2 separate regions of the Mus musculus genome follow, and region 1 is linked to region 2. The links are chromatin contacts, found by POLR2A ChIA-PET in ENCODE. All regions are on one chromosome and are shown on one strand. The core of a region is the stretch at or near the end of the contact, and the rest is flanking DNA. Distances in the headings are between cores, read along the strand shown. Region 1 holds the start of Dhx32 (DEAH (Asp-Glu-Ala-His) box polypeptide 32). Region 2 holds the start of Edrf1 (erythroid differentiation regulatory factor 1).

Region 1 (2,757 bases), core at 4-2,503, 140 kb after region 2:
TTTTTCTTCCTTCCTCTGCTTCCCCCTCTTCTCTCCTTAACCCATGACACTCTCTGAGGTGGTTTGAAAATTCTACACCATACCAGATAAAAATTCCTAGTGGGTTTTTCCCCCCTTCACACCTTTCTTAAAGGAAAACCTGGATCCTGGTCTTTGAAACCAGTATCCTACACAATTTGGCTGACTCAGTGACCCCCCTCTCCCCCCAAAAAAAATCAACAGGAAAAATGAGTATTGTAACACAAACACAAACACACACACACACACACACACACACACACACCAAACTAAACCAATTTCCAAGATCCCACAAGGGGCCCACAGCCTGAAATATGATAGGTGACAGTGGGGATGATAGACAGAGCAGGACTAGGGGAGGAACTGCCCGTAGTCTCAGTAGACAGCCTTGGCCTACTATAGAGGCAGGAGCAGCTTTCACACCCTCACCTAGGCAAACGGATTCGAACACCCCTCTCTGAAACATGTGGTGCAAAGAACGAGTCCTCCAGGAGGAGCTGAGAGCACCCATACTCGGAGTCTTAGGGTCATCCTAGCCTTGACCTGGGACAACATCCCGGTATAGGGTACCCACCCTGGAAAAGAGCTGCCACGCGCAAAGGCCGAGTCCGGACCATGACTTGGGGCAACATCCTGAAGCAATAGCCCTTCACTCTGGAGAATGGGTACTGGCAGGCAAAAGCTGGGTCCTCCAGCAGGAACAGGGTCTATCTCGACTCTCACCCGGGCATCTCCGGGTTCATCCGGACCCTGACCTGGACGGACGCCAGATGCAGGGGTAACCCTGACTCTAGCTTGGGGTTACGGCGGTGCAAAGACCGAGTCATCCGGCTGGAGCAGGGTTTGTTCTGACTCTCACTGGGGCGTCTCAGGTCATCCTAGACTTAACCCACCAGGGTCCAGAAGATCTCAGGCCGGAGCTCCGGTTCTCCTTCCGGAGCTGGGGGCGCCCTCGCCCTCAGCTGTGCCTGGTCGGGCGGGGCCGCAACAGGTGCGCGGCCTCCCTGCTTCCCCGCCGCCTGCCCTGCCGTTACCTGCAGCGGCGGCCGCCGAGGCCTCCCAGAGCCTGGGCGGGAGCTTCCCGAGCCCGGCCGACGTTCGCGTGGTCCCTAGAGGAGCTGACAGAGCGTTCCCGAGCTCGGGGCGCGGCTCTGCTGAAGCCGCCGCGCTCCCGGGTCGCGACCCCCCTGCGCCACTCCCGCCCGTGCGCTGCTCTGCGTTTCCACGTCACTTTTTGGTCCCTCCCTCTCGCCGTCCGCCGGGCCCCGCCCGCCCGCTCGCCTGCCCATCCCCGGTTGTCAGGGCAACCCGAGCGACGCCAGACGAAGACAGGCGTTAGGAGGGCGGCGCCGCCAGGGCTGGGCCCGAGGGCCCCCGGGAGCAGCTGACCATGGAGCCCCACAGTAAGCGGCGGGCTAGGGCCTGGGGTGCGAGCAGAGACCGAGCTAGCCGGGCCAGGTCTCGAACCCTCGGCTAAATGATCCACAGATTCCACAGAGCACGGCTGATGCCCTCACTAGCAATGGGCTTACGAATGGTTAATAGTGCTTCCAGTGTCTTAGTGAACCTCCATGGAGCCTGGGCCTTGAATTTATGTGTTCTTGCCTCTCTTCGATCTTATCCCTAAAGTCTGTGGTATATATAATTCATGTGCTTCCGCCCAGCATAAGATACATAACAAAAGTTTCTCATTCCTGTTTGTCTTAAATTTTCCGTTCTTTGTTATTGACTATTCGTGCGGATGCATGTGTTTGTGCACACGTGTGCAGGTGTCACACAGGTGCACATGCAAGTGTGCCACATTTGTGTGGAACCCAGAGGGGACATTCTGGTGTCTTTTCTTGCCATCCACCTTGGTTTTAAATTTTTATTTTATTTTATTTAATGTGTACAGATGTTTTGCCTGCATGTATATGTCTCTGCACCACTCATGTGCCTTGTGCCTCTACAGAGACCAGAAGAGAGAACCCAATCCCCTTGAACTATAATAAAAGCAGGCTGTGAGTAGGCTTGTGGGTGCTGGGTCCTTTGGAAGAGCAGTCAGTGTTCATGATATTTGAACCACATCTTCAGGCTCCCACCTTGGTTTTCAAGACAGGGTGTCCCACTGACCTAGAGCTCTAGTGAACTAGGCTAGGCAAACCGGCTAGCAGAACCCCAGAGGTGATCCTGTCTCCAGCTCTCTAGGGCTGAATCTACAAATCACACCACCACACTTGATATTTTATGGAGGTTCTGGGCATCAAACTTGGCTCTTTTACTTTCTGCAAGCATTGTTTGCGCGAAGTCATCTCATTAGCCCTGGTTTTTGTTTTGTTTTTAAAAATACTCTTAAGTTTGAGTTTGTCTCCTGCAGCCCAGGCTGACCTTGAGTTTAGGGCAAACTTCGTGACCTAGCCTCCTGAACCAGTGGCTCAGAATCTTCATGGCTCCACATTCTGAAAGTGCTGGGGCTACAGTGCTGTTTTTCATTTTGTTTTGATTGAAACAGAATCTCACTATCTCTCTGGCTAGCTTGGAACTCACTGTTTAAAGACCAGGCTGGCTTCAAATCCACAGGTCCACCTGCCTCTGTTTATGAAGTGCTAAGATTAAAGGCATGGGCTACCACGATGGGCTACAAAGTTGTGTATGATAGATGGCTGAAGATGTGTGCTTTAGAGTTGCTAGAACTGAGGTACCCTGGAACTCACCTCTCTGTCCACTGTTTTTCCCAACCTTTCCAGGGACTTTGTCCTA
Region 2 (2,700 bases), core at 13-2,512:
ACATGGAACTCGGGCCCTCAGTTTTGTTTGGCACAAGCTTTTATGTGACGAGCCTGCTAGCCTCTGATGTAATAAACAACGAAAAGGACAAAACAAACAAACAAACAAACAAACAAAAACTGGCTCTAAATACAGAGTAGTTTAAAAAAAAATCACAAAACATGCTTTAAAGTAAGGATCTGCAAAATATGCACCAAAAAGTTAATTCATAAAAATGTCTTGTTTTGCATGAAAGCAATTTGCAGACTGCATCTGCTTTCTCCGAGAACTCCTAAAGTTTTTCAGTTACTGGGTTTTTAGAGACTAAGGAAAATTATAACCTGGCATGGCTAAATAATTGCAAAGGCCAAAACACTGAAAACTGAAAACGTATACCTCCGTCCTGGCTCAGCCATTAGGAGCACTTTCTGCTCTTGCAGAGGACACAGCTTAGCACCCACAGCCCACAACTCCCAACTGCGTGTAACTCCCGTTCCAGGAGATCTGATGCCCTCTTCTGGTTTCTGCGGGCACTGCATGCACACACGCAGCCAAAGCACTCAAAACACATTTAAAAAAAAAAAAAAAAAAAAAAAAAACCCAAAACGTAATACCTCGACATAAAACAAAACCTTTTACCTCAAATATATATGTTTTATGAGGAATGTAGCAGTTTGTCTGTTATTGGGTGCAGGGTGGAAATGTAGCTCCGAGTGCTTGCCTAGCCTACACGAAGCCCTGGGTTCCATCCTCGGGCAGAAAGAAACCCCAGCCCTCGGGAGCTGGAGGCAGAGTGTCAAGTTCAAGGTCACTCTCGGCTATTTTGCGAGTTCGAAACCAGCCAGGGCTGCATGAGCGCTGCCTAGAAACCGATTAAACAGACTGATGGCTTCTCTCTCCTTGCTTCAGCCCCACTGATCTGAGGGTGCTGAGACCCACGGAGGTCCCCGCGCGTGTGCAACTCGGAGAAGCCCCAAGAGAGCGGCCGCCTGCGAGGGCCTTGATGCCACCAGCTTTGATTACGCGAATACCCAAGGCGGCACCGCCCCACCCCAGCCACCGCGACTTTGACTCAAGTCTCATTAACTGTTTGCCAACAAAGACCGGCCACGAGCGAGGGGGAGGAGCCCGGGAGGCGTGTATCGCGAGAAGTGTCCGCCCTAATGGTGTGACAGGCAACGGCGTGCGGCAGCTCCTGCCCGGACCGCGAAGGAGGAGCCAGAGCCGGAGGACGGGCTGGACCTTTGGGTGAATCTCGCGAGATTTCATCGCGCTACCTCGAGCTCTTCCTGGCAGCCGCCGGAAGTGCGAGCCGCTGAGTGTCCGAGTCGCTCGCTCTGAGGTTCTCCTGCGACTCTGGGCCCGCGTTCCTGTCGCCGCCTCCAGGGCTCGCGCGTCTGGTCGCCTCCCCAGGGTCGGAAATGATGGGGGACCCCAAGGAAGCAGGAGCCGAGGCTTCTCCTTCAGGGGCGGCCGCCCGAGGAGGGCTCAGCCTCCTGTCCCAGGCGGACTCCGAGGAGCCTTCTGCACAGGTGAGAGGCGGCGGCGGCGGAGCGCGACCTGCAGGGGCTTGGGGGGTTTGCGGGCCTGGGAGGGGGACGTGGGGCTTCTGGAACTTTCTTCCACGCCTCCTTAGCACCTCTAGTACGGAATGAATCACCAGGCGAGCCTGTCGTCGGGTGTGCAGGCAGGCGTTTGCTTGCAATGCGCAACACCCCTGGCTTCGCACTCGGCGCCAGTGGACGGGCTATAGAGTGTGTGTGTGTCACAGCCCGCCGAAGGCAGGCAGAGGAGAGAGGGACGGACCCAGGGAGGGCACAGAGAATTTGCAACGCCTGGAAGGGTTCTCGAAGGAGAGTCGAACAGCGGGTCCAGACATTGAGCATGCCCGGGTGGGTGTAGGGTCAGCTACGGAGCTAATGTAGAATGGGATGCGATGAGCTTACCGATCAATCGCTGTGTGTTTGGTAAAAATAAACACGTCCTGCAAATGACGTTTGTCATTGACTTATGCTACTTAAAAATATTCCATTAGAACCGTACAGAAGTCTTGCTCGTTTTACATGCGGTTGACAGGACACAGTTGAGCGCACTTAGTTTCTGAGTCTACATTTTTCTGTGACTCATCGTACCGGGTTGAGTCTTGGCTGGTGTGGAACTGGTTATGCAGACCGGGCAGTCAAGCTGGACGTAGACCTTGCACTGGCCCTTGTGCCTCTGCCTCCAGAGTGCTTGAAGCTTGTGTTTGCAACTACTATGCCCAGATTTTTAAAAAGCAGGTTGGTTGGCCCCTGTCCACTTCTTGATTGATCCTTTTTTTTTTTTTTTTTTTTTTTAGTTTCGTGAAAAACAGCTAAGTAAGCGTAATTTAAGCTTGTTTATTAAGTGTTAGAGCTGACACGCAGCTGAGGCTCCTTGTGAATCCTGATTTGGTGGGTTCTTAATTCATTTTTATGAAAGTGAGATTGTCGTTCCTGGCAGTGTTCATTAAAGCTTCATTCCATATGTTATTTAGGGATCGGCCTTATTTCTTGGAGGCAACGAAGTGAAAAGCAGAGCTGTGGTAAAATACTCTTCTGCCCCTCCTCGAACAGCGTTTGCACGTCTCGAAGAAAAAACAGACTTGAAACTCCCACCTGCCAACTGGTTACGAGAGAGTGCCAAACTAGGGCCAGCAGGAACCACCATTCTTGGCAATAGTAAGAAAAGCAAGCCGTTTTC

The links. ChIA-PET counts read pairs that join two places held with the same protein, here RNA polymerase II (POLR2A).
Region 1: POLR2A ChIA-PET joins it to region 2 with 14 read pairs in embryonic stem cell. The contact joins the promoter of Dhx32 here to the promoter of Edrf1 in region 2. POLR2A ChIA-PET finds 5 or more read pairs at or near these places in 4 of 5 experiments (Patski and embryonic stem cell).

Annotation. Positions count from the first base shown.
Region 1 is chr7:133,775,550-133,778,306 of GRCm38, forward strand. Dhx32 (DEAH (Asp-Glu-Ala-His) box polypeptide 32) reads right to left here and starts at 1,254. Exons shown (of 12, transcript NM_133941.2): 1 at 1,053-1,254. Fank1 (fibronectin type 3 and ankyrin repeat domains 1) reads left to right here and starts at 1,342. Exons shown (of 11, transcript NM_025850.2): 1 at 1,342-1,421. The coding sequence starts at 1,409.
Region 2 is chr7:133,636,413-133,639,112 of GRCm38, forward strand. Edrf1 (erythroid differentiation regulatory factor 1) reads left to right here and starts at 1,263. Exons shown (of 25, transcript NM_178115.4): 1 at 1,263-1,511; 2 at 2,495-2,700. The coding sequence starts at 1,401.